Regions from separate parts of the Mus musculus genome. Here all the other regions are linked to region 1. Evidence: chromatin loops called from intact Hi-C (ENCODE). Cell type or tissue: heart. All regions are shown on one strand. Region 1 overlaps Atxn1 (ataxin 1). Region 2 overlaps Atxn1 (ataxin 1). Region 3 overlaps Atxn1 (ataxin 1). Region 4 overlaps Atxn1 (ataxin 1).

Region 1 (8,000 bases):
AGAAAGCTTGCCTAGAGGACGCATGGGTGCTCACAATTCTTAGTGCCCCACCAGGGCAGGAGTTACTATAGCCCGAGTCACACTGAGCCCATTGGGAGCTGGGTCGGGGACACCATGTCACTTGCCTAGAAAGGACAACCTGGTTTCTTTTGTCACCCCAGCAGCACATGACACTTAGTGCAGCAAAAAATAAAGTCCTTGATCAGTTTTTCTATAGTACAAGGTTTATTTGAACAGTCTCGGCCCACTTACTTCTAGTCATTGCTTTTCCTTTCAGCACACAGTGGGTGGGGAGCCACTCTTTGTCAGCACACTGTTATAACAACAATGCTTCCAGCATAGAGTGTGCCATACATGACCACTGGATTAGTGAGTCCCAGACTTGGGGTGGGGCACACACCTGTAATCCCGATCTCAGAGGGAAGAGGCAGGAGAACCAGAAGTTCAAGGCCGTCCTTAGCTACATGGCACATCTGTGAGCCAACCTAGGCTACCTGAGAGGTCCTGTCTCAAAAAACGAAAAAGCCAAACAAATCCTAGATGTCTTCCTTTAAACCATTCTTCAGCCAGAGCTCTTCCAACTAAGCTAATTGAGCTATTAAAACCCAGGTCGGGCATTTATTTTTATTCTCATTAATCTTAGTTTTCTTGGTTCTATGCCATCACGTCCAGCCTCTGGGGATATATTTGCATATTAATCACAACACACTAAATATTCCCTCCAGCCTTCTGCTACCTCTACAGATGATAACCAAAACACTAATAAAATGTTGAACAGAGCAGAACCAAAAAATAGTGCTGAGACAACCCGTCCCGGGCCCTGTGCTGACGCTGAGCAGCGAAGGCCCGCTGAAGAGGCAGATTATGAAGAACATGGTTGGTACGGGAACACAGATCCACTTCCTTTAAGGCAAGCCAGGCCAGTCAAGCCTGAGGATGTCTAGTTAGGACCGTTGCCTCATTCCTGGATACTCCCAGGATGTTGGGTTTGGGCTTGTTTTTCAAAGTTAGCCAAACTGAAGGACCTCTGTCCGTAGCACCCAGAAATTCTTCTGGTGATAAAATCAAATGGGAAGGCTCAAGGCGAGGACCTAAGAAGTCTCACCGTGTCCGCGTGACCTCTGTCAGTACGCCAAGGGTCCTATCTCCTGGCGTGGTTTAGCATCCCTTATCCAAAGCGTTTAGGACAAGACGTGTTCCTCATGCACTACTTCCTCAGTTTTAAATATTTGTGCACCTGAGAACGGCACCCAAACGTGTATTTGCGCCTTAACGAAGGAGACAATCATCTTCATTTTATGTAATATTTTTAGGGAGCCTATCATGTGACTCCAGTCCACCATGGGAGGGCAGGTGTGGAATTTCTTACTTGTGTCCTGTGGCTACTCACAGACTTGGGCAATTTGTGGGACGTTCTGTGTTTGAAATTTGCAGGTTTATGGCGCTGAACCTGCTCTAACCCTGATGAGCCATCTACATTTCTTCCTCTTATTTGTGGAAGCTGGGGGGGGTGGGGGGTGCGTCCAACTCACTCACTGAGAATGTCAGGATTGTGTGTGTAGAAACGGCATCTCCCCTTAACCCTCACCCTTGAAATGTGTGTGTGTTTTTTAAGGCCATATGTCAAATTCTAGAAGCGTCTTCTATTCTAAGCAGCCAGTTGCTATTTACAGACCTTAAAACCAGTAGCCATCCATCCTCACAGAAGACAGAAATGTAGCACAGAAAGGTCTTGCCTCTTCTCGGCCAAGACAGGGGTGGGGGGAATGGAACCAAACTTGAGCAAAAGCATCATGCATCCTGTACAGAATGGCACAATAGCTAAAGGCATGCCCAGCCTGCAGACCACACATGACCCCCGTCAAGGTGGCCGATACAAAATTATAAACTTACCTAAAACATCATCAGATTTATTTTGAGGAGCAAACGTTGTGGGGGAAAAATCTCATTGAGCAGTTCTTTAGTGTGAACTTTCTAGGTAGCGATGATATGTCACAATGTCAAACCAGTTGGACAGACCTACAAATTTAAATCATGTTTCTGGTATAGATTTTGAGATAATGAGAGAAAGAGAGTCTTGAAAGAATAAACTATTAGTATTTTGTGAAAAGAAGAAGACCATTTAGGAGGGAAGGAAAGGCAGAGTGCAAAAATAGAATAAAATAATGAAATATATATATATAATAATGTGTAATGAAAACTCCGGAGCGCACCACTGCTCAGTAATGGGGCATGGCGCCCCCTAGTGGATGAGTGAAAATCCAGCAGGATCCACTACCACTTTGTGGAAGATGCAGGCATTTCAGAGAGCTAGTAGAACGGAGAAAGACCTCACTCCCTCCAATTGGCCATCTTTCATGGCAAACACTCCCACATTTAGGATAATACCTAGAGAGGTAGCAACAGGGGAGCCAGGGCCAAGATCTCTTGAGTCCAGACAACATAGCAAGATTCCTCTTCTGTTAAAAACTATTACTCTAGGCTCAGAGAGATGGCTCAGTGGGTAAAGGCATTGCCACCAAGCCAGACAACCTGAGTCAGATTCTCCAAGAGCCCCGTGATGGACAGAGAGAACCAGCTCCATGCTGATAGCACATGTCAATAATAATAATAGTAATAATAATAATAAATGTCCTAATTATAAAATTTTAAAATGTAAGCAATTAGGATGATGGCCTGAGATTTGCCTCACTTCAGCCTGGGACACTCCAGCATCTTTATTAATTGCTCCATCCTTGTTTCAGCAAAGCGAATCTCCAGCTAAGGTGAGCAGAATGAGTTTGAATTTGTCAGCGGTGATATATGATGAAGAGAGATAGTGCTAAGTGGGAGAGTACTTGTCAGGCATCGACAAGGTGCTGGGTCTGATCTTCGGTCCTAAAAATAAATACATACAGTTGATATCTCCTGCTAGTTCATTAGCAGAAGCTCAGCCCGGTTAGCGTTCAGGACTGAAGAGCCAGCCAGCCTCTATCAGATAAGTAGCATAAATAAATCCTTGTGCCTCTGAGAGCCATCTCAGCCTTCACAGGAGCTTGCTGGTTTTGCATACAGCAGTCACGTGCTCAGGCAGTTTTCTGTTTGCCTGTTGCTAAAGACTCATCCTGAATGTGTTTGACATTTTACTTGGCTTTGAAAGGACTTTCATGCCCCCTGCGTTTTCTTCCCTCAAGCTGCCTTGAGCTAATTAACCTATTCCCTCGCTGGCTGGGGCTACTACTATATGCAAATGCTCTCATTTCCTATTCTGACATATCACTCTTGCATGAACATCCCTAATGAAATCCTGCGGCGTTTTATGGGGCAGTGCACCTGTGCTGCCAGCAGGGGGAGCATGGAACGGTTGGTTCTCTGAGCAGACCTCAGCAATGATTAAATGGTTATGTTCCCTTGTCAGCTGGTATGAGAGAGGGGACTCTGGGCTGGAAAGATAGCTCACTGGTTAAGAGTTCTAGTTGCTCTTTGCAGAAGACGCAGGGTCAAGTCCCAACAACTCCACTTCCTAGGGAATCTGATTTCCTCTTACGACTTCTGTGGGCAACAGGCACACATGTAGTACACCTGCGTGCAGGAAAAACACTCATACAGATAAAATAAAATAACTAAGTCATTTTAAAGTTAGAGCTTAGCCATCCTCTTTCTTAAGAGTGATTCTCAGAGTCTAGAGATAAAAGGTTGGCACTAATGGTTTTGTTTTTTTTTTTTTTTTTTTTTTAAGACAGCAAAAATTAACAATGCTTTTGATACTTTGGGGGTTTGGCTTTGGTCCGTCCTTACAATGGATTTTAAAACACCGGGTATCGATGATGCTTCGTCCTCCTAATAGGAGAGATTCCTACCGAATAAAGTTACTTACAACATAATTCCTTACCCACTTTCAGTTTTTCTACATCTTCAGGTACATGCTATTTTTAATTTTGTCAGTATGAATAACTTACGTCTTTTGACTTCTGTTTCCCGTGTTTACTGGCTGCCCTGTCAGTATTGGGGGGAGAGGGCTTTTCTTATTGACATAACTCTCATGTTCAGACACTTGAGTGTCCAAAAACCTCCACTATCCTATACACATTTGCATTCTTAGGTTCTATCTGCCTGTTCAAACTCAGGAGGGGGGGGGCAGCTTCTTGGGGCATTTGTCGCTTTGTTCTGGTGATGTTGAAACAAAACAAATGAGAGGGATTAAACCATCCTCACCTTGCCCCAGGTGGGAAGTGGAAAGTGGGGTCTGAAGAGTAAACTACTTATCACACAATCGTGAGGGCGTGAGTCTGTACCTCCAAAACCTATAGAAGCCTGCAGGCCAGCTGGCCTGGTTTACAAAATAGTGATGAGTCACCCTCTGCCCCCATCTCAAGTTAGGTGCAAGGTGAGAACCAACCCCTAAAGTTGTCCTTCGACATCTGCATGCACACTGTGACATGCTAGTCGCACACACACACACACACACACACACACACACACACTAAACTGGATGAGAGCCATTTGGAGTTGTGTGATACAGGGATGAGGAGCTGAGCACAGGATTATGCTGCACTGTGGATCTTGCTGTTGGTTCTACATGGACATTGCTTGAATTGTTAAAGACTGGGAGCTTACAGTATGCGTTTGGTTCTGCTTGGTAAGGGCTTAGAGTTTTCATTTTGATTTGTTTTTTTTTTGTTTGTTTGTGTGTTTCTTTGTTTGTTTGCCTGTTTGCTTGCTTACTTTTTCTGCCCCTTTAGACAGGGTCTTTCTTTGTAGCCCAAGCAGCTGGTCTACAAAGTCTCAACTTTCCTGCCTCAGCCTCCCATGGGCTGAGATTACAGACACTCGTGACCACACCCAGTTTGAGGGTCTGTTCTAAAGTCAGATCATAGGAAAAACAATCTGAGGAGGAAATGTATTCATTCAAGTTCCAACCCCAGAAAAGCAGCTCCCCAGATCAGAGCCTTTGATGTTGTTTCCCTCTGCAGCTTCACCGTGTGGGCAGTGCTCCTATCTCCTGCTGCTACCGTGCTTCACACTGGTCTTCTTGGCAGTCTACCCTGTGCCAGGTAGACATTGCTCACACAAGGGTGGTGACTCAGAATTCAGTGTCTCTCTGAGATGGAGGCAGGGATTGTTCCCGTAAGAGTTCCTGGCATCGCTAGGTTTGGACACGTGGCTGCAATTTGTCTGGCAAATATTTCATCCCCTGCTCATAGTGAGCAGGTCCCTGCTGGGGAGAAGAGGAGGAGATGTGGAGAGAAAATATTCAGAGACAAACTTGGAAGAGAAGGCACGTGGGTGAAGCACGTGCCTAACTTTTATTAAGGAAACTTTCAAAGCCTAGGTTCAACTTTACTTTCATATTCATGTACTTATTTATGCAGCATTTTTATGAGACCGCATTTTATACTGTAGCACAAGGAAGCCTAAAGTTGTGGTCATTTTCCTGCCCCAGTTTTCAAAGTGCTGGAATTACATGAGCCACTATAACAGGGTTTATCTTACATATTATGTTTGGTTTAATAAAAAAAAAACTAGAATAGTTTTTGTAACTATCTCAAAGTCGTCTTACTGTTTCCTTATAAGTGACTGTACATGAAATTCCCTTGAGACTTATAGTGAGAAGAATTATTTTGGGATACTGCTGCTGAGTTGGGGTACATGGGTGTATTGTGGGAGGCACTGTTAGAATAGGGGACACTGCTGTAGATTGAGTGTAGCCCTGAAGCCAAGTGAGTTTGGGTCTGGCATCAAAGCTGCCCAAAGACTCACTGGGCATCTCTATTCAAAACTTGCTCCTTCACAAAACAATTGGGATCTTATTGGACTGAGATAAACTTACTCAAATGACGGGGAATGGTACCAACCTTTCTGTGTAAACAATTTACAGAAATGCATCATCTACCAAAAAATTGGGGGGGGGGGCTGTGATCCTAACTTTTGGGAGGCTGATGCAGGAGGATCATGAATTCAAGCCAGCCTTCATTGCATGGCCAATTTGAGGCCAGCCTGAGCAACAAGAGATGCTGTTAAAAAAAAAAAAAAAAAAAAGTGACCATCCACCCTCCAGGAAGAGAAGAAAGGGGTAGAGGAGAGAGAAGAGGCAGAGAAATGTTTGAGTTGCTCAGTTGCCTGCTCTATTTTGTTAAGAAAGTGCATCTGTGCAGGAGACGTGGCCGGTGGTCAAGACAGCCGCTTACTGCTCTTCTAGAGGATCTAAGTTCCGGTCCTAGCACTCACACTGTGATTCACAGCTGCCAATAACTCCAGTGTCAGGAGACCCAATGCCCTCTTGTGGTCTCTGTAGGCACTGGCACATAGGTGGTGTGCATAAACTCTCACAAGCACCTGCGCAAATAAATAAATCATAAGTAAGCAAATGTTTAAGAAACTTAGTCACTATTACTGGCTCTTTAGACCAGGTAACATTTTATCTATTTTAACACTTAGGCCATAATCTGCTTTTGGAATTCCAACTGAGAGGGTCCCTCTCCTCTTAGTCTTGTTGGTAATAGTGTTTTTGGTGGTTGGTGGGTTGATTGGTTGGTTTGGCTTGGTGGGGTTTCTCTCCCTAGAGCTGACGTTTTGATTTTTTCCCCCCTGTCTTCTCTCTTTCCTTTCCTCATCTCCTCCTCCTCCTCCTCCTCCTCCTCCTCCTCCTCCTCCTCAGAATCCGGAGCTGCCACTGCCAGCCTAAAGAACCCACGGGGAGATGATTCCCCATGAAGGGCCTGGATCCCCTACAGAAATCCAATGTGACTCTCTGTTTATCAGACTAAAACCAGAGCCGGCCAGCCAGTGAAACAGCCACCGTGGAGGGGGGACGGCGAAAAATGAAATCCAACCAAGAGCGGAGCAACGAATGCCTGCCTCCCAAGAAACGTGAGATCCCCGCCACCAGCCGGCCCTCGGAGGAGAAGGCCACTGCTCTGCCCAGCGACAACCACTGCGTGGAGGGTGTGGCCTGGCTCCCCAGCACCCCTGGCATCCGCGGCCATGGGGGTGGGCGGCACGGGTCAGCAGGGACTTCCGGGGAGCATGGTTTACAAGGAATGGGTTTACATAAAGCACTGTCCGCAGGGCTGGATTACTCCCCACCCAGTGCCCCCAGGTCAGTCCCCACAGCCAACACGCTGCCCACCGTGTACCCTCCTCCTCAGTCAGGGACCCCGGTGTCTCCTGTGCAGTACGCCCACCTTTCGCATACCTTCCAGTTCATTGGGTCCTCCCAATACAGTGGGCCTTACGCGGGCTTTATCCCTTCCCAGCTGATCTCCCCATCAGGCAACCCGGTCACCAGTGCAGTAGCCTCAGCTGCAGGGGCCACCACTCCATCACAGCGCTCCCAGCTGGAGGCTTATTCCACCCTGCTGGCCAACATGGGCAGTCTGAGCCAGGCACCAGGACATAAGGTTGAGCCCCCTCCGCAGCAGCACCTCAGCAGGGCTGCAGGATTAGTCAACCCGGGGTCCCCTCCTCCACCCACCCAGCAGAACCAGTACATCCATATTTCCAGCTCTCCACAGAGCTCCGGGCGGGCGACATCTCCCCCACCCATCCCGGTCCACCTCCATCCCCATCAGACGATGATCCCGCACACACTCACCCTGGGGCCTTCATCCCAGGTGGTTGTGCAATATAGTGATGCCGGAGGCCACTTTGTTCCTCGAGAGTCCACCAAAAAAGCCGAGAGCAGCAGGTTGCAGCAGGCTATGCAAGCCAAGGAAGTCCTGAATGGGGAGATGGAGAAAAGCCGGAGGTATGGGGCATCATCTTCTGTGGAGCTGAGCCTAGGCAAGGCAAGCAGTAAGTCAGTGCCTCATCCCTATGAGTCCAGGCATGTGGTGGTCCACCCAAGCCCAGCAGACTACAGCAGTCGTGATACCTCCGGGGTCCGTGGATCTGTGATGGTTCTGCCTAATAGCAGCACACCCTCAGCCGACCTGGAGGCCCAGCAGACCACGCATCGAGAGGCCTCCCCATCCACCCTCAATGACAAGAGCGGCCTGCACCTAGGGAAGCCGGGCCACAGG
Region 2 (8,000 bases), 120 kb before region 1:
AAGTCAAGAGACTTATTTGGGGATCTTGTTTGTTTTTCCAGTGCTGGGGATTAGGCCCAGGAACTCAGGTGCTCCGAAAGTGCTATACATCTGAACTATACCTCTAACATTTTTCTCTCCTCTCTCTCTGACTCCCCTCCTCCCTCTCCTTGCTGGTTTTGGTATTTTTTGAGACAGGGTCTGACTTAGCTCTCCTGCTTCTACATCCCTAATACTAGGATTACAGGTGAACACCAGACTCTAACAAATAGTGAGTGGCTTCTTTTGAGCAAGTTTGTATATCACCTGGGATTAGGTTTGAAGTTTCCTAGAATTGGCTTCAACTTCATGGGAGAGGGAAAAAATGTAGGAAGAAAAAAAAGGTTGGTTATGTCAGATAGTCAATTAAACAAACAAACAAAAATATAGCACACAAATTAACTAACTAACTAACTAACTGAAACAGGTCCTGGTAAATGGTCTTTGCCGAAATATGACATTGGTTGACCAGATGTCCGGATTGTTGAATGATGTGATTGGATGGATGCATTTACCATATCCTTTTTTTCTGGGTTGTTCTCATGCCAGGTATTTCTAACCTCTCTGCGAAAGAAAGAAAGACACCACCAGAACCTGGGCATCCCAGCTGCTGAGGGAAGTTTCCATGGTGAAGTCTCAGGGAGGCTTCCTGGGAGCAGAGCATAGTGAATGCTGTAAGTGAACAACTGTCTGTGGACTTGCCTTGTAAAGATGGGTGAGCCCAGTGGGAGGGGCTGCTAGTGTGAGCCCTGGGTGTTGCCCAATGTGAGGGGCTATCAGTGTGAGCCCTGGATGATCACTCGTTTGTTTTGTTTTGTTTCGTTTCGTTTTGTTTTGTTTTTATTAACTACACACTTGCCTTTCCCCTAGCTGCTGTGGAGCAGAGCTGATGGTCTGCTTGTACACCAAAAGTGAATTACAGGGTTCTATGCTCTTGCAATTGGCATAGTCGGTGGTATCAAATGTATAGGGCAATATTGGCCACATTCCTCTAGCATGATGAATGAGATGAGGATTAAAGGCCTGGATTTCCATGCGTAACTAATATTATTATATGTCTTGGGTTTCTTTCACTTAACCAGAATGTTTGTTGTTGGTTTCTTATTTTTTTTTTCTTTTGCTACTGTTGCTGTTGTTGATTTGGTTTCGGGTTTTTGTTGTTGTTGCTTGGTTGATTAATTTGGTTTTTGTTTCTGTTGTTTTGGTTTTGGGTTTTGTTTGTTTGCTTGTTTTTAACCTTTAAAATGTCAGGCCTGTATGGAAGAATGGTTATTTAGGGTTTTTCTCTGTTTTAGAATTGGCTAATTTACTGGCTTTTATCAGGGTGATTGTCTGCGATGTTGGGATTAGTAAACCGTGCTTCATGTCAGCTGAAGACACTTGACAAGTTTCAGGGTCTGGTAGTTGATAAAGTGGCCCACTCTGAGCTTCGAGGAGCTTATTTGCTGTGAAATTTGAAATGGGTTTGCCTAGATCTGCTGTTTGAATGTGACTGTCACACACACACACACACACACACACACACACACACACACACACACCACACACACCCCATACACACACCACAAAATCTAGGAGAGTGTTGACCAGGAAAGAATATAACCACAGGAAAGTCCTGGATAGCCAGTTGATACTGCTGGGGGAAAAAAGTAATAATATCTTCGCCTTTCAGAACATAAAGAGCCAACTTCAATTAGAATCTGGGTGTGTGGTATACATGTAACTGGACATTTTATAACATATATATTATAAATGTTGAACTTTCTAGGTCTTTTTTAAAAATCATACTTACTGCCTGTCTGTGTTGGGGGAGAGGTTGAATGTCGGGGTCAGAGAATAGCTTGTTATTAGGTTCTTATTCACTGAAGTTTAAGTGGTCAGGCTTGGTAGCCTGTGCCCTTCCTTACCCACTGAATTTCTTGGTGACTCAATCACAGTTACTTTTCAGTCTTTTATCACTTACTCTTTATGATTGCCTAAAAGATTTCATAAAATTGAGATAGATACATCAAATATCCGAGAGAAAAAGGGTATTAATGTCAAAAGAATTCTCAAAACCATCTTGTGATATATATTAAAATATTTATCCCTATTTCGTAGTGGTTTAATAGTGTTGCCAAAATTAACTCGTTCAGTTTAAAACTTCCTGGAACCGGAGAGACGGCTCAGAGGTTGAGGGCACATGCTACTCTTCCAGAGGCCCAGAGTTCAGTTCCCAGCACCCACATCAGAGTAACACACTACTCTATGTGACTACAGCCCAAGGAGATTCAGTGCCCTCTACTGGCCTCCATGAGCAACTGCAGCTATGGAACACACTTGAATTTAAATGCAATACTTTGCTGCCCCTCATTGTAGCTGATGGAAGGCGCTGCTGTTTTAGCATGTTTTCACTGGTGGGTGTGCTCCCGTGGATTCTATAAGTTTGTGACTTGCCCTGGAACCCATGGCCATGTCCTTTATTCTTAGTCATACTGTTAAGGTCAAATATATCGATGACCCCAGGCAGTTCACCACCCCCATCACCACCAAAGAAAGTGTTATTTTATAAATCTGTGGGTTGCTGTACGCCTCCTAATCAATAAGCAACGGACATGTTGGTTTAGGGCTGCAGCATGGGGGGAGAATTGTATACGTTATTTTCTCATAAAAGTTTTCGTCACGCTCACGGACAACTCTGGGGCCCTGTTGGGTTTAAGTTTTAGGATGTTTCACCGCAAACACTGCTGGGCAGGTCACTTGCTGGCATCATGATGTTTTCTAAGTTGCTGTTTTCCTGGGAAGCATGAGTCTTACAGAAAGTCACTCTCAGACCTAACTTCCGTTTAAATGAGAGGAGTTACTTTGGTCCAGGCCAGCTTTGTGACTGTTATGGTGGGTTTGCCTTTTACACTGTTGCAATTAAGGGCTTATATCAGACCTCAGATATAAAAGTTCTCTAAGGTCCTGAAGAGTAAAATTGGAGATACCACACGGTCAACTCTAAGGCACTTGAAGAATCTCTCTGTAAACAGAGTGAGCAGAGAAGAAGAAAATGTGAAACTCCAGTGACCTCCTCAGGCATGCTTCGAGGACTTTCTTTTCACTGCTTGAATTGCTTGAACCTTGCCCCACCCTTCTAACCCTCCGTTTCTATTTTCAGCTTGGTCCTCATGCCCTGAGAGCCTTGAGGCCGGTGCCTCAGAAGGGTGTGACAAACAGGGATCGCCAAGGAATGTGTATTTGCACGCAGACGGGTATGAGTGTGGGTGTTGTCAGGTGTGAGCAGTGATCACAGCATCTTCGGCCAAGCGGTCCAGCCTCATCAGCTCCTGCCGACAACGCCTCAGCCTGATTACTCAGGCCTGTCTCATTAGCAGCCGCTCCCTTCTGTCACACTCTTCCTAACAGTTGGCCTTTACCCACAGAGGTGTGTGTGTCTCCACCTGGCTCTCAGAGAGCTGAGAGGCTTCAAGCCTTGCACAGGAAGGGGAAGGCACTGAAAGCTGAAGGAGGAGGAGTCAGGAGACCTGAATTTTGTAGTCGATGTGGCAAGTGGCCATGTGACCTGGGTCTCAGCACACACACACACACACACACACACACACACACACACACACACGGTGACACATTTCAAGATGGACAACAAGAGAAATGGAAGTGAATGACCTCTGCAGTTGTAGCTTTTGTGTCGAGTGTCACGGAGACATTGCTCTGCCGTGGAGCAGATCAGCTCCTCCTTTTTCCTCATTAACTCCTTTAAAAACCAATGGTTTGCTACAACCTAGGTTTCCGGTGCTTTTGGCTTAATGCGCTGAGTGTAGCCTTCTGATGTAAAGATGGCTTAGCACAGCACTTCTCAACCTGTGGGTCCTGGCCCCCTTGGGGGGGGGTCAACCAACCCTTTCACGGGAGTCGCCTAAGACCATCAGAAAGCACAGATATTTACATTATGATTCATGACAGTAGCAAAATTACAGTTGTGAAGTATCAGTGAAAATAATGTTATGACTGGAGGTCACCACAACCTGAGGAACCACCTTAGTAAAGTTGAGAGCCACTGGCTTAGCAGCTAAAGGGGCTCACAACAATTCTAACGATATATATTCAGGCCCTCAGCCCCCACGTGATCGAAGGAGAGACCCAACTCCTTCAAATTGTCCTCTGATCTCCCTATACGTTGACATGGTGTGTGTATGCCCAGATATATTTGTCGACACGCAAACGTGAGTAAATCTAACAACCTTTAAGATGTCCTTATTTTTAATTGTACATATGTGTGCATACATGAGTGAGAGTACTCTCAGCGGCCAGAAGGGGGTATCAGGTTCCCCGCAGCAGGAATTACAGGCTAATAGAAGCTAGACAATGTGGGTGCTGACAGCTTAGCAAGCCCAAGCGGTCCTCCTGTCTCCGTGCCCTGCCACCGTTTTAAGGTCACATGTGTCTCATGGCCATGTTTGACTTTTTGTGTAAGTGTTGGAGAGTCACAGTCTTATCCACTGATCTCACTGCAGTGTAGGAGTAGATGCTAAATGTCTGTGATATGTGTGATATTGCTGTGGGTAGGGAAAGCATTTAAGGCCATCATATTATAGTGTAACTATTAGTGAGCCTGGGGGATTTTGGGGTACTTAAAAAGCAAAATTCCACCCCACGCCGTTCCTCCTCTTTTCCAACTGAGTGGTTTGTGGTTTCTTGTCTATGAGCAGCCTACACATGACTGTCTACAGATGGCGATCTTTTTATCTCGTATAGCCCCGTCATTTCATTGACATCTGCGTTCCCTTTTATTCCTGGCACGGAGCTGGGCCGGAAGTGCTGCATGACACGGGAAGTTAGCTAAGCACAAGGTCACGGGGAGCGTTCCCCCTCAGGCATACCACTTAGAGGAAAGAATTGATGGGTTACTTCAGATGAGGCCCAGCTTCTGCTCTGTGGTGTTTGGGAGGAGAGAAAGCTACCAGAAGCCAGTTTTGGAAGGCCACATCATACTTCCCTGCTTCTGAGGATGACAGGAATGAAGGTGTCCTAAAGCTTGGGTGTTTTTCCAGCCCTTTATCAGAATAACTGCTTAGAATACCATTTAGAGTGCACCTAGGAAGAAGCAGGCAAAACCAAACAGCACTCTGCCTGTTCAAACAGCACAGAGACAAGGGGTGTGAATTCTGGTCTAGGAGTAAGAAAACCGCACGTGCACATTCTTCTAAGAACACTCAAGTGGTTTCCTGATGTGTCTGTCAGGTCGGAGTTTTTAGGTTTGCATCTGCGATACCAATTTCTAGATCATACAAACATTCTGAAATAGGTAAGAGGGTCTGAGAGAGGACATTTTATTATCATCTGTGTGTGTGTGTGTGTGTGTGTGTGTGTGTGTGTGTGTACAGGGGGTTCCCTCCACATGTTTAGTCCTTGTTTGAAATTGCAGGTTGGCCTGTGGACCACAGGTGAGGAGGCTCTGTCCTTTTCCATGCAGGATTCTACAAGGATTTCCTGTCTTGCTCATTTGAATCTCTCCCCTCACCTCCTTCAAATCTCACTTATGGTAGCTTCATTCATTTCGGGCCGCTTCCCTTGTATGTTACCCGGAGAAGGAACCTCTTGGAGACCCGAGTATAGGCCATTCTCTCTGAGAGGAGTCTTAACTGTTGCTCTCTGAGTTGCTTGGCCAGGTCCAGCCATTGCAGGCACAGACGCTCTCCTCAGCTCCCTCCACCCCCCAGCAGTCTCACAGAAGGAAAGAGCTGTGCAAAGAAGAGTCTGTGAACTCCTGCCATATCTGTGTTGGGGGCAGGGGGGAGTGGGGATAGGAAGGGGTGGAGCCGCCTAACCGACCGTGACGATTTCTAACTGACCTTTAGAATACTATTTGTTAAAAGAAGGTTATGAATCAGGAGAAGTTCTCAGTCCAGCGTGCAGGACTGAGCCATCTCTGTTCACTGTGCTCGGGAGCTTATCTCAGAAGCGCTCCACTGGAGTTGGAGATGCCAAGGCACTCAGGTGTGCCAAGAGGGGTGCTGGGCAGAATTACTCAGAGCCGTATTTCTGGGAGCCTCTGCCTTAAACTTCCTAGCAAGGGAATAAGGTCAATCCATACTTGTGTGTGCCCCAAGAAGTGTGAAACACTGAAAGATAAAACTTGTATTAGCTGCTTTTGAGTCAGGCTACCTGAGATCTCAGAGCCAGACTTTTGTCACTAGAAGTTTGTGGGACCAGGGATCTAATGCTTTGCTGTATAGTAGATTATTGCTAAGAAGACTCTTAGATAGAAAGATCTGATTTATCTTCTTTCATCTGGGTGAATATATTACATGATTCGCTGAGAGCGGTTTGCAGAAGCACAGAACCCCTTTAGATGAGGCAGCAAACTGCATTCTTTGAAGCCTATTTTGAAGCAAGTTGGTCTTTCTTTGCAAGGTCTTTTTTATCTACTTGTGCTTATGTTCCTGAAACAATTGACCTCGCCAAAATTGAAATAGAAACAGGATGCCGTACAAGTAATGATCTTCGTTCACAGTCGTTTGAGGTTTTGTTACTGTTGTTGCTGTTGCTGTTGTTGTTTGCTTGTCTGTTGATACTGGGTCTCCCATAGCTCAGGTTGGCCTCAAGCTGTTATACAGCTAACGGTGATCTTGAACTCCTAATTCTCCCATATCTCCATGCCAAGTTCCGGAAGTCCGGGCAAGTGCCAACATGTTCAGCTTTTGAGAATTTGCCTTGGTAACTGAGGCAAAATCTTTGGAGCATACCCGTTAGGCCCTTAACCAACGTTTTCCTGTAAATTCTACTTCTTTCTCGAGCATATATACACAAGTTCCTGAGACTGTCTCCCTTCTGTTCTTGAGTGCCTGGCAGTTGAATGTATTTGCTGGTGATGCTGGCAGAATTGGCCAACAGACCCACAGCACGAGTCCCAGAGCTAGGGTATGCCACTACTTCAGTCAGGATGTCTGTCGTCTTCACCAACACTGGGACACATCCTTTTTATTGATCTTAAACCCTCTTGCTAAGATCATTTTTGGTTTCTGTTCATTTCTGATATTTTTCCCCCTTCTGGAACCTTTGTTGCTTGCACAGGAGTGATTTTTTTTTATATGCTATACATTCTTCATTCCTGGGGCTTTGTAAGCACTGTCAAACTCACTCCATAGAGCAAAGCACTGGCCACAAAGCTCCCTTCTCCATTATGACAGCCCTAGATTTCTAGTCTACTTTGCCTTTTCTTTCTTTTCCAAGGAATGGGACAGTAAGAATAGGGGCTGGGGGATGACGAGATGGCTCAGTAGGCAAGAGCACTGTCTGCTCTTCCAAAGGTACTGAGTTCAAATCCCAGCAACCATATGGTGGCTCACAACCACCTGTAATGAGATCTGATGCCCTCTTCTGGTGTGTCTGAAGACAGCTATAGTGTACTTTATGTATAAAACTAAATAAATCTTTAGGTTGTTTGTTTGTTTGTTTGTTTAAGGCCACCATTTCTTGTGCAAGCAGATTTTTCTCTTTAACCACCTCAGTGTTTCTACCTGCCTCTGGCTGTCTGTCACACTTGTACTTCTGAATAAATTTCCTCCCTGGACTCTCAGAACACTAATAAACAAAATCTATTAATGTCAGTGGGTTATTGCTTATCTGCTACTAGCACACATGATTTGGAATAGAGTCACTATCCTGGGCCTGAAGGGAGTCCCCTGTCCCCCTTTCATGCTCCTTTTGGGGGGTCAGAGCAGCCTTGGGGATCTCAGTGCTATCATTGGGGTTTGCCTTTCCTGTTCCTAGCTCTCCTGGTGATCTATTTCTGTGCCTCAGCTGTGTTGCCAGTTGTCATAGCAACCTGTTGGCAGGTGCTTCCCTAAAGACAACCAAAGGAGTGGAAATGGACATGGGAAGCCTTGAGGGGGGTCAGGAATGGAGCTGGCAGTCACCTGGCACAGAGAGGATTTTACATTTCCTTCATCTGGGCCAGCCTCCAGGAGCAGGATGTCACTTAGTGACTTAGGTAGACC
Region 3 (8,000 bases), 240 kb before region 1:
CCCAAGAGGAAGCTGGAGCACTGGACCATCTCTGCTCTTCTCTGTTGTGGGTGATTTCCCGTGGGTGACGGGTGAGATCGCCACACAAGGGAGAGCCTTCTGATTCTCAATTTCTTCTGGACCCAGGCTTCTCTGCTTGTTGCCTGCGTAGCTGTTAATGGATTCCTTTGACACACGGCCCTACCATCTAAAGAGACTTCCTTCATCGTACCTGGTAGTCCCAGTACACAGGCTTGATTCTGAAACTTGAGCCACTTAAATGCTGGTGACCCAGACTTCCTCTTGCTTCCCAGTCTGCGCCTCGCTCTAGACCCCTGCCCCTCCAGCCTACACTCTTCCACACTGCGATTACTCTGTTATTCTCCTTCCTGAGATAGAGAATCAAGTATCGTGTTTCTGGTCTTGTCTTCTGTGTGATTATTTCTCTGGGCTATGTAACAAAATAGCTTCAGGTTAAGAGGTCTGGGCCCTAGTCATATTCCTGGGGTTCTGAAGTATTCATAGAAGCTGCACTCGAAGCTCAGAGCTAGGCGTTCATAAAACACAACCAGAGAGGCTTTCAGATCCCCTGAACCATTGATGCAATCCTCTGGAATCATGAACTCCTGCAGAACATTTAGCATAGAAAGCAGTCTGTAGAAAGTAAGCCTGTGCCCAGATTGCCAGACACACAACTTTTATGCACGGAAGCCACACTTGTATCTCTGTAATGGTCCCCAGGAGTGCCGTGCCACCCGGCCCAATTAGGTGCGGGAAAACATACCAGCCAGCAGCAACCCACTCTGCCCGCAATAATGTTTACGATTCAAAGCGTGGCCTGAGCCACCCTTTGCACTTTTCCTCTTGGCCTTTACAGCTGGGTTCTGGTTGTTCAGCAGATAATTGCTTCAGCCCAGAAGCCTCAGCAAACCTCGAAGGCCCTTGTCTTACTGGGGATGGCAAGAATGCCAGCAGATTTTTTTTTTTTTAAAGGAGACAAAGAACAATAGCATCACATGTCTTTGAGTAAGAGTGAACAAAACAACTCTCTTCAGGTCCGAACACAATGCAGTCAAATGACAAAACAAGACGGAGGTCAAGTGCGGGCAGGCAGTGGGAGGGTCATAGGCTTAACGAACCCAGTCAAGGCATATTCAGTGTCTGGTGTTTTCTCTTCTCACTGGTCGAGGGGCAGTTGTTGTTAATAAAAGTGACTTAGAAGAAGAGATGCTGTAGAGAACGTGGTGTCCGTTGCGTGTTTGTGTAAGTGGGGGAGGGGTGCCGCTGTTTAGAAAGTCAGGATGGGTCTGGAGCAGAGACAGGGCTGCCAGGGTTGTGCAGAGCAGCCCTCGTGGGGCAGACGCTCCCTAGCCAGGAGGAGTGAGGCACTGCAATCCCTGCCCGTAGGAAGTGGAAGGAGGAGGATCGGACGTGGAGTTCTTCTTCAGATATATAGCAAGACTGAGACCAGTCTAGATTATAGGAGACTCTGTCTCAGCGAACCAAAATAGAAAGCAGAATTTGAACTAAGAAGGACTGGGGTAGGTGACAGATGTAGATGTCAATAATATTGCCATCGTCCGTCCGTTGAAGGGCTGTTATCTACACACCAGGAGGCTGGGAGCCTCCGGCCAGTGCACATGATCCAGAAATAGGCAGTGTGAGCTGCATGCCTGGGACTAGCCAGGTGAGCTACTGTTTAGTAGCTGGATGTGACAGATGAGGGGAAAAGTCATTACAGATGAAGGCCATGGTTTGTACAAACAAGAGTACTCTTGTTTGAAGGTCTCCTTGTTCCCGACTGGTACATTACTGTACTTCAAGAGTTGGCTTCTGGCAGGTGAACACGGTTGCTGGGGTAGGAGGGCACAGTGATAGGTGTTTGAGATGCTGGATGCAAAATGGCGAGGCTCCTCTGACTGCTGTTAGACTTTGCTGGCATTGCTTTGATATTTGATCTTTGGTGCAGGATTCAACCCTGGGTCTTTCATATGCATTGAGTGGCCCCCCCTAGCCTTTGAAGGGGGTCTAGGGAATAGCTTGTATCAGGTCCCCATTGCCACCTCCCCATGCTCAGACCTGGGCAGGGGACCTTATGAGAACCCCCCCTTTACAAGTTTCTAGCCTAAGAGATCAAGTTTCATGTGCCATCCATCCCACCGTACCTCCGCTCTTCCAGGTGGGACTGTCCTCTTGGTGCCAACCTGGAAAATCTTGAGAGAGGTAGGGGGTTTGTAGAACTGGGTTCTCTGTCCTCCATGCCACCTCCTGCTGTGATCCAGAGATACTCTCTGGGGGGGGCAAGGTCCTTATAAATCCTTTTCTAAAGACTTAGGATGTATTTATCTTGTGTGGAAGCAGGCAAGCATGTGCGATGGGGCATGGGGAGAGGGGAAGAACTTGTGGAAACTGGTTCTCTCCTACTATGTGGGTTCCAAGTGATCAAGGTGTTCATTGGGGTGAATGGTAACCACCGTTGCCTGCTGAGCCATCTTTCCAGGCCTGCCTTCACTGAATCTCGCCTCTAGGTCCCCACATCCCCTTTCCCCACCAAGCTACCTCTTTATTCTACTTAATACTCTGGTTACTCTAACTCGTTCTACCTCCTGACTGGTTGCTCATATCCTCACCTATACCTTTAATTCCCACCCCCAATCCTCCATGCCCCCCACCTATCTAAACTTTAGCCATAGCACATATATTTGATGTTTTAGAGGGGTGAAGCCTTTTTTTGAGGTAGGGTCTCACTCTAGCCCAGGCTGACTTGAATCTCACTATGCAGTCCAGGCTGACCCGAAACTCAAATTGATCTTCTTCCTACTTGGGCTTGCAGAGTGTCTGGATCACTGATGTGAGCCACCATTCCTGGCTCATTTATACTTGGTTTTGAAAATTGGACCTTTGAATGAAGCCTGGGTCAGCTGTAGGTTTTTGCAAACTACCCTTCTTATGGTGGGGACTGAGGGAGCTGTGTGTTTCTCTCCCTCCTTGGTTACCTGCTTGCTTCAACACCTGTCTTCCCTTACTTACCTGGCAGGCAGGGGGCAGGGATGCCATCCATGATCAAGGGATTATGTTTTCTACCACTCTCGGGCAGTCAGTGTTAATTAAGGCTTTGTATACTCTACCTAGGGAATCGTTAGCAGTTCTGACTTGAAAATTTGTAGCTGGCTCAAACTGTGTTCTGGGATGAATGGATGGCACTATATCTGTACTGTTGAACTATCTATCCTTAGGCAATGGATTGCAAGGAGAAGAGAGAGGAGAAAGACAGAATTAGGGTTTTAGGTAGGATTTAGCAGGAGAACAATACTCAGAGCTGCCTGTAGGGGGCGCATGGCTACGGGGTGGACCCCAGCTCGCAGGCATTCCAGAACTGCTATAATAGGGTTGTCCCTCTTGAACTAGATTTGATTCTGGGGGTGGGAGGGGGGTGCAGAGCCTTAGCAGAAGTGGTCAGTCTATTCCCTCGGCTGCTGTGATTCCCTGCACTCGGGCTCTTCCGCGTCCCGAGAGTGGTCCTTAAGATGATGTGGCCGGCCAGGATGTATCATTATCTCCTAACGGGTACACTGACGACACCGCACCACATCCTCGCCTCTTCTAATTTGTAAGTGAGTAACGCACGCTCAGGCGCTGTCTGGAACATGAACCTGGTTGGTGATTTCAAAGCATCTCCGTCCAGAAGGCAGGCTTTAACACGCACTGAAACAGGCCTTTTGAAAGTAGGAACTGTTTACCCATTCAGAACATCCACTGCTGCCTGATGCCAGAAAGGAAAGGAAAGCTTTTGATGCGTTGCTTTAAAAATTAAAGGGTTTAAAAGTAGCTTTTTTTTTTTTCTTTTTAAGGAGGCAAACAATGAGTGAAGTGTATTCCTAAGAAGACAATAGGGTGATTCAAGACTGTTAATGGCTTGGGAGGACCCTCGCGGTGGAGAGGAATTAGGAAAGGGAGACCTCAGGGGCTTTAGGGGGCCCCGTTGGGGAAAGGGAGACGTTCTCCAAGGTAAACTTCACTTTCCCCTTTAGTCTGCATAAAATAGAGGGTGCCCATCCATCCACTGGGGCCAAAATAGACCTGTGGGAGGTGCGTTGCACTTTGCCTTACGCTGAGCACACGGAAGGCATTTCTCTGTGGGGGTAACAGGGCCTTAATTCCCTTGGCATGGATTGGGGAAAGCTGTAAGATGTCCGAGATCCCTGAAATGCATGAGGACCTGCTACTCGGCGAGTAGATTCCACTTGCAAACAAAATAAAACAAACAAACAAACAAACAAAAACAAATCAAAAAGCTTTTTTTTTTTTTTTTTTTTTTTTAACTAGCATTGCCTGTGAGTTGCAAACAGGTGGGCGTTAAGTAACTGGCCAGTTCTCTGGTTGCGTCCTGGTCTAAGGTCGGAATGAGGGTAAAAGGATGGTTTTCATCAATGTTATTGGAAGAATAGGAATAAGCCAGAAGCCTCAGGGAGTCTTGCCCTACCCCCTGTCCTGTGTCCTAAAGGCACATGTCTCTCTTACTGTGGTATCAGAAAGATTCGGCGTGAGTCTTTTGCTCTCTGTTCCCCCTAGGGGTGATATATTAACATTCCGTTTAGTATCAAGGTGGAAGGATTTTACCCCTTTTGTGATCTCAGCAACTCCCCTCACTTTGTCTGATGTTCTGAATCTTATCTCGTCTGCCCTGAAATTTTCAGCTTTCCAGATTGTATGGAGACATCACAGAAAGGCAAATACAGGGGCCGATAGATCCATCCCCAAGATGAGTCATTTTATAAGCAGCAAAAGGTATGCTGTGGTCTCCGGGCCTCACTCACTTCAGCCCTCCGCAGGACGGCTGCCATGTCACTCTGATTGGCATGTGCATTCAGGCTGGATAGAAGCTGTTTCTTGAGTCGTAGCTTAGAGGTGATTAAGCTTGTGAAGTGCTTCGAGGCCATTACTCTCATTCATTTACTCCAGACAAACATTTGTTGTTGAATGAATAGTGACTTTGATTTTAAAAAACACCACCCAAGCATAAAACACTGGCGGCTTGCAGATAGCAATTTTTTGATTTGCTCTCCTAAAGGAACTTCATTAGCAAACTCTCATGAATCTTGAACCTCCAGGAGAATAATCCCTGCCTTTGTTGGGAGTTTTAAATTTAGAATAATCAGACAATAGTGAGACATTCTGTTCAAAGCCTTCCTTCTAGGCTACCCATTTATTATACCCACTCTTAAGAGGAGATGGATTTGATTAGTGAGGAACATTCACCCGGGGATTTTTTTTTTTTTTTTTTTTTTTTTGCATAGCTAATACCAGGGAGACATTTTCTAAAAGTTGTGTCTGCTGCCTAATATTATTAGACGGGCAACTTTTAATTATCTGTGTTAATGTAATCAGCGGTGTGGATACTCTAGAATCACTTCCTTTGACGTTGGGGGATTACTGTAAGATGCCTTTTGTTTTTTTGTGTGGTTTTGCTTAGATATGAAAATGGCACTGCATTCTTTGTGGCTGCCATTGACCCAGGCAGAATGGAGACCAGATAGGAAGGGTCAGCTGGCTTCCTAAGATGTGTTGCCGATAGCACACGGCATGTGTCGTTCAGGGCTATGAAAGGAGGTTCAAGTATGTCGTTAGTATTTGTGCACATGCCTCTGTGTGTGTGTGTGTGTGTGTGTGCATATGTGTGGAGGCCAAAGTTCAACTTCAAGAAGCATCCCTCAGGACACCCTCCACTTTACTTTTTGAGGCAATGTCTCTATGTGGCTTGGAAACCTGCCACCAGTCTATGCTGGTTAACCTTCAAGGTGCCCCAGTGTTAGGGTTAATAAGAGCACCATCCCAGCTGGCTCTAAAGGCATGTTTTAAGCTTGGGCTCTGGAGATGGAACTCAGAACCTCATGCTTGCAAGGCAAGTATTTTACAAACTGGGCTACCTTTCCAGTCCTATTGACCTCGGTTATTGGTAGAAAATAACCATGATTCATTTACTACAGTTTCATAAGGAAAAAAAAATCATACCATTACATTCAAGATGTCCAGGTATGGCGTGATATTCATCTTGAAAGTTGTTTTGCTTTTGAGACAGGGTCTTAATACACATCTTCTAGTGCCCTTTAAACTCTTAGTGATCCCCCTGCCTCAGGAGGAGGGGATTACAGACATGTTATTATCCTGCTCTGCTAAAGTTTCCTAAAAGTGAATAGATTTATTTACTACTCCAGTGACATTTAGCAATGAACACTGTCATTTTAGTGATTTCCCCAAAGTGTGCCCCCCTGTGAAATGTCACTGAGAAAGAGAAGAGTCCATATCTGGACATGCTAATACTTAGAAATAATACCATCTTTCAGTGTGACAGCTGTTTTGTTTATTATTAAAAGACATCAGCTGTCCTTTACCAATTAAGCTTGTGTGTTTGTGTGGGGTGTGTGTGTGTGTGTGTGTGTGTGTGTGTGTGTGTGTGTGTGTGTAGGCCAAAGATGCACCTCAGGTGTTGGTCCTCAGAGTCTGTATGACTTGTGTTTTGAGATGGAGTCTCTCATTGGTCCCTGGGCCCGGCTGAAGCTCAGGACTTTCTCTGCTACCCCAGCATATGTGTCAGCATGTCCAGTTTCTTATGTTCGTGCTGGAGATCAAAGTGGTGTTCTTGTTGTTGGTAGCCTAGCAAACAGGCTACCAACTGAGCTAGCCCTTTAGACCCACGGTTCGTTTCTAACATAAGAAATGGCCATGGGGAGCTTCACATAGAAGCCTTCAGAGTGCTGGGTCTCCTCGATGTCAAAACATATTTCTTTCTATATCAACTAACCGTGAGGCCTTTCATGTCTGCCTTGATCCATCCTCTCTGTGCAGCCTCCTGCTGAGTGATTGGTGAGACTGACAGCTTAGCACCTTATAGACAATGATGACTGGCCGTTGAAAGCTAGAGAAGTGTGGGGTGCTAATGCGTTACGTATCCTTGGCTTTGAGATTGGGTAGAATGGGGACAGTCTTGTTAGGTGAGTGGACACGTAGGAACCTTTGGCCTTGCCTGATCCCCTCCGCTGCAGCTGTCCCTGTGCATGGCTCTGCCATGGCTGTGCCGACACACCAACACCTCCTCTTCCTCGTCTCCACAGCAATGGAGAGAGAGAAGGAGGTGTGGCTCCAGAGTAGAGGCCAGTTTCTCTGCTGGACAACCTTGCAGCTAAATGGCAAGTAGAGGTCCTCCCACCTGGTTTGTGAGCAGATACTATCACAGGGCTCCATTTTGCTGGCCTTTCAGGTAACCATAGGCTTTGTTTTCAGATCTGCTCTGAGTAGCCAGTTGAGAGCAGAGACACCACCATGCATGGTTTTATTCTGTTTTCTTATTTTATTTTGAGGCAGGATCCCTAGGCCAGGCTACATAGCCAAAAGGTAACCTTGAGCTTGCCCGGTGCTGGGATTCTTGCTGTGTGCCCCCTTGCAGAGTTTATATCTATGATCCTGGGGATGGAACTCGGGCTGTCTTGCACGCTAGAGAAGTACTCTGGACCATGGACTTCTATTTATATAACTGAGCCCAGCTCAATGCTAACCTTCTCCTCGGGCATCAATGTCTCATTTAATGACTAATGAACCCGAGAAGCAAGGCAGTGAGCAGTTATCTCTGCTAAAGGAATGCATGTATTTATTTTGAATATCCGAGTGTTTCGTTCTGAGAAACCGGAGAGGAGATACTGAGAGAGAGAGAGAGAGAGAGAGAGAGAGAGAGAGAGAGAGATCAAGGGAGGTCGGAGAAAAGGAGGAGAAGCTAAGGGAGAGGAGAGGAAGGAGAACAAGACAAAAGGAAGTGACAGCATCTAACTATGGAGGTCCAGGTAGCCTGAGTCATCGGAAGGTCGTCTTGTAGCTATGCCACAGTGATTACCAGTCCCTACAACCTGTGCTGAGCGAGCTCCATGGCATGTTTTACCAAGTTCAGCCATTCCATACTCGGCTCTTGGCTGCTCAATTCTACATCTAGCACAGCTCAGAACCTAGCGGCGTCTCTTTGCTGTCCTGGC
Region 4 (8,000 bases), 67 kb before region 1:
TAGAAAGTGATAGGACCTGTTTAGAGAATTTTCTCCCTAGGAGAGGCTAGGGAGTATCTGCCCCTTCCTCTTTAGAGTCCTAGCGATAGAGCAAAGTTTGGTCCCACCAAAGCTCTCCCTGGGGAACCAATACATTTATTGGACTTTCTTACAGAGCAGGGAAGGGAAGGTGGGTGACCCCCTTCAGCTGCACTGGAAAGTCTTTTCCCAATATGGATGAAGGCCTCCCCATAGCTGCATAGGTGGGGCCCCCCTCCCCAAGTCTTCCCCAGCCTATGTAATCTAGTCCCTCTAGTCTCTCACCAAGACCCCGAGGCCAAATGTAATTAGGTCAGTTACAGCTGGTTGAGAGGAAGGTCCCATGACCCCCCTCATTTCTCCTTCTTTGAGAGAATGTCAGCAGTCAACAAGCCCCGCTGAGAAGATCTTTGGCAAGTAGGATGGCTGAAATAATAATAATAAAGATGGCTGCTCTTTGGCCCAGAGGGTAGTGCTACACAGAGGAGGTTCTGGGAGCAGTATGGGTATGCCCTTGATACTAGGGTATGGGGGAACTTGCTCTCTTTTTCATCTCTGCTTGCTGGTTTGTGAGGTAAGTGGTTTGTTCTATTACATGCCACCACCACATGCCACCGTCACCAGAGCCTAGGTTATTAAGGTCACTTGATGCTTAACCAGGGCTTTCAGAACAATGATAACTAAAACATTTGCTTGTGTTGAAGTTAACTTTCTCAGGTATGGGAATATAGTGATGGACTAAGCCAACATTGCTGACTGAGTCCCTGATGCCCCTTTCAGCCTTAGCTTCATTCATTCATGCGTTTATGCCCTCAAACCAACTGACTCCTATTCGTTAGCCCATTTATTAAGCATCCATTGAATGTAACATCACTGATGTGGATACCAGATAGGCCTTAGTAAATGATTCTTTTCTTAGTACAGACGTGACTCACAGTGCCAGAGGCTCAAACTACATTGAATGGTATAGCCCGCACCTTGAACGGAAATATTGGATCTGAAACCTTGTCTTCAAAGTGGGCCAATCACATCTTCAGGCCTAAAAATAATTTTGCCTTATGGAAGGCACTGGGCTAAGAACGTGTTAAAAACCAGACAGGCCCAGGTTTAAGGCCCTGCATCTTTAATGTATCTGCTTAGCATTTTGAGGAAGATTTTTGTTCCCCAGCTTCGGTTTGCTCCTAAATGAAGTAATCATTTCTGCTTGCGGGGTGGCGTGAGAGTGAAGGAGAAAACATGCAGCAGAGTGATTGCCACATTTCCACAGAACGTTCATCAGACGCTGCTTGCCTGCCCTGTTCCTCATGCCTGCGACGGCTTGGCTCGTCTGCTCTTACTGTAAATAGACAGCAACCTTGTCACCCCGATGCTGAGAGCCACAGGACTTCCCTCCTGACTGTCCCTAGGGCAGCACCTTGCAGCCAGAATGTCTGGCTTCATGACTCTCAACACCTGGTGACAGCAGGTATCCAAAGTGTCACCAGCTCCCCAGGGAGTGTGTTCCCCTCTGCGTTCAGCCACCATGCACTTTCATGACGCCTTTAGCTCCCAGCAGAGAAGCCGGGCCCCAAGAATGCTGAGGCACAAAGTCTCACTGGACTGTCACTCCAGGGATGCTGTGTTCCATTGCCAAGCTTGTGCCTCTTGGGAGCTTTGGGGAATTACTACTCTGTATATGTGTGGGGGTAGGGAGACAGATGGAAGGTTTAAGGCTTTAGATGCCGAGGGCTTTTGTTTTGATGGGACTGGGCTGCATTTAGGTTTTACACACCCATTGGATTTCCTAGGGTGTAAGTGAGATTTAAGTAATGCCTTGAAAGGTGCTGAAGCTGGCATCATTTAGGCCTATTTACTTCTGTTGTTCTTGGAGGTGAAGGAGTCTGAGAGTAAAGTTTCTCAAAGATGGAGAATGTTGCCATAGACAGACATGTATGGACACTGGAAGTTAGTTAGTTAGTTAGTTAGTTAGTTGGATTTTTTTATGTTTTGTTTTAGGATAATTCTGAGGTGGGAGTGGGGTGCGTGCCTCCTAGCTGCGTGGGCTTATGAGATAAGACAGCGAAGGTATCCAACAGTTATCCCCAAGTAGCCTAAAGCCGTGGATTCATTAATCTTGATAGACTCAATGTTGAGACTGTACTCATTGCTAGTTCAATTTCCTACTTTTGAATTTGGGGATGCATCAAGCATGTCTGTCTGACCTGTGGATCAGGATTTCTACAAAGGGGATCCAAATCAATAATCTATTGATCACAGCACCTTGTCAGAAGTGCTAGCTGCTCCTGCCAGAGTCTCTGCTATTAAGTACTACTAGAATATGGGGAGTCAGAGTCTATCAAGTACAGTTCAGGGAATCAACGTTCTTAAAAGATCTTAGCTCTATGTATATGTGCATACATGTCTACATGTGTGTAGACTCATGAGCATGTGTGTGTCTGTCTGTCTGTGTGTCTGTATGTATGGGAAGACTCAAGATTGACATCAGGTATCTTTCTTGATCACTCTCTCTGCCTTTCTTACTGAAGCATGGTCGCACTCAGAGCAGAGATCACTGGTTGGCTAGGCTGGCTACCCAGCTTGTTTCCAAGGTATTCTGTCTCCAACTCCAGGGTTCTTAGAACTACAGACAGGCTGCTGTGCCTTGTGGATTCTCCATGGATTTTGAGGATCTGAACTCTGGTCTTCATCCTTACACAGCAAGAACTTTACCCACAGATGCATCTTCCTAGCCCTAGGATCAGCATTTATAGCAATCTCATTACAGATTAATCTTATTAATCTCAGGATTGCCCTACAAGATGCTATACATTTTATCACCTCAATACAACCAAACCTTGTTTCACACATTCAATCTTGTATCTAACTAATATGCCTCAGGGGCCTGCCATGTAAGATATCTAGAGATGAAGAAATAATCTAAGGTTTTCAAGTTAACCTCAAGAACTGACCATCGACTAAAGGGCCTGTGTAAAGACAGCTTCAACACAATGGGGGGAAATGACAGTGTTACCTCAAGTGATTTGCTGGCTTACAAAGGCCTTAACTACATCTCAGCAGGGCTTTGAATGACTGGAAACTTGGTCCCCCTCCATACACACAAAGCCAGCAGCATGTGTATTGTACCAGTCTTCTTCTCTTCCGCAGTTAGTTATTGGCAGGATTGGATTAGCCTTGGGCACCATCAATGGCCTTAGAATCTCTTCTCATTCTCTCCTGCCCTTGCTCCATTGTCAAATATCTTAAATCCTACTTTATCCCACAATATTGTTTTCTACCTTCAAGAGGACATGTAGAAGATTCTAGAAAATAGTGGTGACAGTTGTGTGTTGACGTCTTGCTAGGCTGGAGCAGCCGCCACATCCCAGAAGGCTTTCACTGAGTCTGCCCTATGAATAAGGCTCCTGAGTTCCCAACTGTTGCATGCAGCACTTACTAACGTATTAAAAACCACTGAATTTACTTTACTATTAATATTTAAGTAACATGTGCTAATAAGAACCATGACAGCCAATCCCTGTAGTCAGTAATACATGGAAATGAGTTGTTTACTATTGTTGATAATGTAAGATCATCTTGCCATTTTCTTCAAGAGTGTAGATCAGTAGCTAATCTTATAAACCATCCCTTTTGCTTCTTCTTTTTGAATACTTCCCATCTTTAGGAGTGGCCTACTCATTTGAAAGACACACTGTTGCATAGATAAGAGGCTTTGTTCGAAGCCTGGCTATCTAGGACCCTAATAGATTTGCAGTCTACTGAAGGTTCAGTATTTGAACATTGAAAGTTTAGAGAAGAAGAAGAGGAGGAGGAGGAGGAAGAGGAAGAAGAAGAAGGAGGAGGAGGAAAAAGAGGAGGAGAAGGAAGAGGAGGAAGAAGAGGAAGAAGATGAGAACGACGACTTCACTGAAGGGATTATTTATTTATACTGTTTTACATCTTTGGATTCTGAAACAAAGCTGGACAGTTGTGGTGCACACCTTTAATCCCAGCACTCAGGCGGCAGAGGCAGCTAGAGCTCTATGAGTTCAAGGCCAGCCTGGTCTTCAGAGTGAGTTCAAGGACAGCCAAGAAAGCACAGACAAAACAAAACAAAAACAAACAAACAAACAAAAGGAGTCCATCAGAGACGATCCTCACTTAAGTTTATATGGTTCACTGGATAAAATGTATTTTTCAAAATATTGAACAGTGAGAGGAAGTCCATGGTAGCTGATGAGGTAACTATTATTCAGAACTCCCAGTGCTGGCAACATAGAAGAACGTTCCCTTCTCCACAGGTCACTTCAGGTTCCTTTTCCATGACGGCTTTCAACACATGGACTCTCTAATTGGCTTACAGAGTTCATCTCTTATCATCAAGTGGATTATACATCCCTTCAGGGAAGAGATGTCAATTAGGTTCATGGCAATGTCATAGTATTTCAGACTTGGAGGTAACCATAAGGGCAGTACTGGGCCAGTCACGGTTGCAACTTGCCCAGCGTGACAGAAAGGGAGAGACTAGGGCAAAGGCTAGTTCCTCTGACGCCAGCCACCTCCATGATCCGTGTCAAGTTCTTCATGTGCTTTTAGTGATTCAGTCCCAATGTTTGGAAGCCAAACAACGTCGAGCGTTAATTTTTTAAATGCTAAGAGTGTGCCAACAGCATAAAACCATCCCTGGCTTTGACTTTTTACATCCAGCATCTGGTCAGCTCAGGCAGCTTCCGTGAGTGGCCAGCAGGGGGAGAAGAATCTCACAAAACTTCTGCAAAACTTTATACTTGCTTTAAAAAAAAAAAAAAAATTGTGAAGTGGAGCAAAAAGGAGCCTGGGTCTCTGTGCATCTGAGAGCCTTTACATTTTTCTTAATAGCATCATAAAACCAGATACCCCAGCTTTTTAAATTGCATGATGTTATATAAAAACTCATAGATGAATTAGAAAGCACAAGCCAAATTCCTATCAAGACTGAAAAACCAGATGCCCATGAAAACAATGGCCATGCTGAGAGAGAGAGAGAGAGAGAGAGAGAGAGAGAGAGAGAGAGAGAGAGAGAGAGAGAGAGGGAGGGAGGGAGAGAGAGAGAGAGAGAGAGAGAGAGAGAGAGAGAGAGAGAGAGAGGGAGAGAGAGAGAGAGAGAGAGAGAGAGAAGGAGAGAGAGAGAGAGAGAGAGAGAGAGAGAGAGAGAGAGAGAGAGAGCTTTTTTTCACAGGAGGGGAAAATGCAAGCACCATTCTATAAACAGCGAGTCTCATCATGCAAATGTTAAATACAAGAGCAGAACTGCATTCCTCCTGGAAAATGTCAAAGCAAGTGACAGTCATGTGTTCCCAAGCAGCCAGTATCAGTCCTCTTGATGACAATGACTGTTTCCATTATAATAAATGACTAAGGGGTATTTAACCAACCTAGGTTAAGAATGAAGCTCACCGTGAGCTCATCTGGTCGGTTAAACCTCACAATATGTATCTGCTGTAGCCACAGGTTGCTATCAGATGCCTCCTTCCATCTCTTTCTCCACCGCTATTGTTGAGATAGTGTCTCTGACTGAGTCTGGAACTCAGCCTTTCAGCTCATCTGGCTGCCAGTGAGCTGCCAGTGAGCTGCCAGTGAGCTGCCAATGAGCTGCCAGGAGCTGCCAGGAGCTTCCTACCCTGTGCCTCCAGTACTGGAGTTACAGGCCTGCACTGGCTTTTCCTTGTGGGTGTTTGGCCTTTGACCTCAGGTCTGCATGCTTAAACAGCCAAGGCCTTACCCACCGAGCCATCTCCCTATCCCTGGCTACCAGGTTTTTTGTTATTAAGCACCTACTTGTATACCACTGTAAGCGTCCATTGGGGTAGAGTGCATGTTAGAATTTGACCGTTCTGGATTCATGCTCTACTTCTGCTGCCCACCAGCTGTGAGAATCAAGACTAATTATCTAGCCATATTGTCTTTTATTTCCTCTTCATTAAAACCATGGGACGGGACGATTATGAAAGTAGGTGAAAAAATACACATCATAAACTCAGCGTCTCTCCCTCACAGTTGAATCCCTTTTCTGGGATCTTCCTCTATTGCAGAAAAGGGTTTTTAAGATGGAGTCTTACCATTTTTAATAATGAATTGGATCCAGAGGTCAAGTGATTGGTTGTGAACGCAGGCTTTAGGGAAGCCATTGCTCAAAGTCTAGTTAACTGGAAAGAGACTCTAAGTCACTTATTTCTGTAAGTCCTCTGATCCCCTTCAGAAAGGTCCTGTCAGCTCCTGTTTCTACCCTGCGACACCATGAGTTTTGTTGATTGGCCTGTCTTTTTCTCTGTTGCTAACTACAGTAAGAGAATTAACCCCTTCCATCCCTGAGTAGTAAAAATTATCAGATCCCAAAATGTGACAGACCTCCTAGGTCCTTATGACCTAGGTTGGTAGGTGTCACCTCCCGAAGCAGCGTAGGACAGAGAAGATACTTCCCCTGTCAGAAGATTGCGCTTCTTCCACTTAGCTCTTTCAACCTTTCTTATCTCTCACGTCCTTTTTCACATCATGGTTTCATGAGCTCTATAATGGACATTTGCTGTACTTTACACATAGCAGTCCTGAGTATCAGCCAAGACCAAGCATCAAGTATACTGTGGGCTTTCTACAAGAAGAAAAGAAGTCCAGGACCGAGGAAATGGCTCAGTGGATAAGACATTTGTCTTACAAGCCTGACAGCCTGAATTTGGATCCCCAAGACCCATGTAAAGGCCTAATACAGTAGTCTGTGTAAGCATCTATAATCCCAGCAGTCCCATGGAGGAATGAAGGGCAGAGACAGGAGACTCTGTAAATTCAAGGACCAGCTAGCTCAAGGAGTACAGATTGAGTAACAAAAAGAGTCTTTGTTTCTGAGATGGAAGCTTCCTGAATTACCAGCATGGAAGTTTTGCGTTGTAACATTGTGACATAGATCATGGCTTTCATCAAGTTTTGCATTATAACATTGTAACCTAGACCACCTCTATCACCCGGTACATAGTGAACTTCAAGGAAGTTACTGAGTGGAACTGAAGCAAGTAGACTGGAAAATTAAAGGTTTTGTCCTATATTCATTACTTTTCTCATCACCATGACCAAGTACCTGACAAGAAGCAACTTAAGGGAAGGGAGGGGGCTTTATTCTGACTCACAGCCAAAGGGAGTTCTGTCCATTGCAGTCAGAGAAGCATGGTGGCTGGGTGCTCTAGGTAGTGGCGCTGTAGAGCTAAGACACCTGGCATCAGAGTGGAACAGGAAGCAGGGAGACAACTCTCAAGCCATAATGCCTGGCTGTAACTAGACTCCTACAGGAGAGAGGTGAGCTAAGAAGGAAGGAAGGAACCTATATGGAAAACTGCTTGCCCACCTGACAGCTGGGCTGGGACCCAACTTGAATAGAGCAAGCCTTTGTTGGCATGAAGGGAGACTGGGCTCTGCCCGGTACCAATGAGTCTTATCCTTGAAAGTGCAGCAGAAGTGGGCTAGATAGTCCCCCAAGAAGGTTAAAATGTCCCCCGACAACTCAATGTGTCATAAGGTCTCCTCATTCAGAGCTTTCTGTGTCTACTTAGGGATCTGGACTGCATGATGGATGTGACTTTGGGACAAGAAGGATAGGCTGACCCTTCCCTGAGGGCAAAGCACCTTTGAGTGTGACATGGGAAAAACCAGGCATGCCCAGAACAAAGTTCACTTGGTCTGGTTCTATGTTTGTTTCTTTATTCTGTCTCTCTAATCGTCTTGCTTAAAAGAACCATGGTGGCTCTCCAAGGAAAGTTCCAGGTTCTGTTTTGAAAAGGTCATGTGAGAGCCAAGAATAATCAGCTTCCTTTGTGGGCTGAGGAACACCAAGGTCAGGATGTTTTATTTGCCCTCCCTTCCCTGCCCCCAACACCCTGCATATAACACTCACCTTGATCCCCTTGGCCCTGCTGTTTAGAATCCAAACTGGCCAATAAAAGATATAGTTTGTCCCATCATCCCCAAAGCAGTAACTTCTG

Evidence for each region. Hi-C counts contacts between places; a loop is a spot of excess contacts. Peaks named below come from ENCODE experiments on the same cell type or tissue, not always from the same donor. Only the 100,000 strongest peaks of a DNase experiment are listed, where the experiment ranks them.
Region 2: it touches region 1 in a loop (2.3-fold over the local background); 5 of 42 quality-filtered maps call a loop at or near these places.
Region 3: it touches region 1 in a loop (2.7-fold over the local background); 2 of 42 quality-filtered maps call a loop at or near these places.
Region 4: a loop joins it to region 1, with 7 times the contacts of the local background. A loop is called at or near these places in 12 of 42 quality-filtered maps.

What each region holds. Positions count from the first base shown.
Region 1 is chr13:45,567,218-45,575,217 of GRCm38, reverse strand. It overlaps Atxn1 (ataxin 1), which reads left to right. Exons shown (of 8, transcript NM_009124.6): 7 at 6,638-8,000. The coding sequence starts at 6,801. Among named protein-coding and RNA genes, the nearest start is that of Gm34582, 46 kb to the right of the region's middle. In heart, no CTCF peak of the experiment used is centred here; a DNase peak (open chromatin) is centred at 3,307; H3K4me3 peaks cover 497 bases.
Region 2 is chr13:45,690,513-45,698,512 of GRCm38, reverse strand. It overlaps Atxn1 (ataxin 1), which reads left to right. Exons shown (of 8, transcript NM_009124.6): 6 at 568-692. Among named protein-coding and RNA genes, the nearest start is that of Gm34582, 170 kb to the right of the region's middle. In heart, CTCF peaks have their summits at 2,307 (motif pointing left) and 4,318 (motif pointing right); DNase peaks (open chromatin) are centred at 4,802 and 5,842; H3K27ac peaks cover 2,185 bases.
Region 3 is chr13:45,803,279-45,811,278 of GRCm38, reverse strand. All of the region lies in intron 3 of Atxn1 (ataxin 1), which reads left to right. Among named protein-coding and RNA genes, the nearest start is that of Atxn1, 160 kb to the left of the region's middle. In heart, a CTCF peak has its summit at 3,304 (motif pointing right); a DNase peak (open chromatin) is centred at 1,178; H3K4me3 peaks cover 982 bases; H3K27ac peaks cover 1,204 bases.
Region 4 is chr13:45,634,174-45,642,173 of GRCm38, reverse strand. The region is part of intron 6 of Atxn1 (ataxin 1); the gene reads left to right. Among named protein-coding and RNA genes, the nearest start is that of Gm34582, 110 kb to the right of the region's middle. In heart, a CTCF peak has its summit at 4,718 (motif pointing right); a DNase peak (open chromatin) is centred at 4,613; H3K27ac peaks cover 1,184 bases.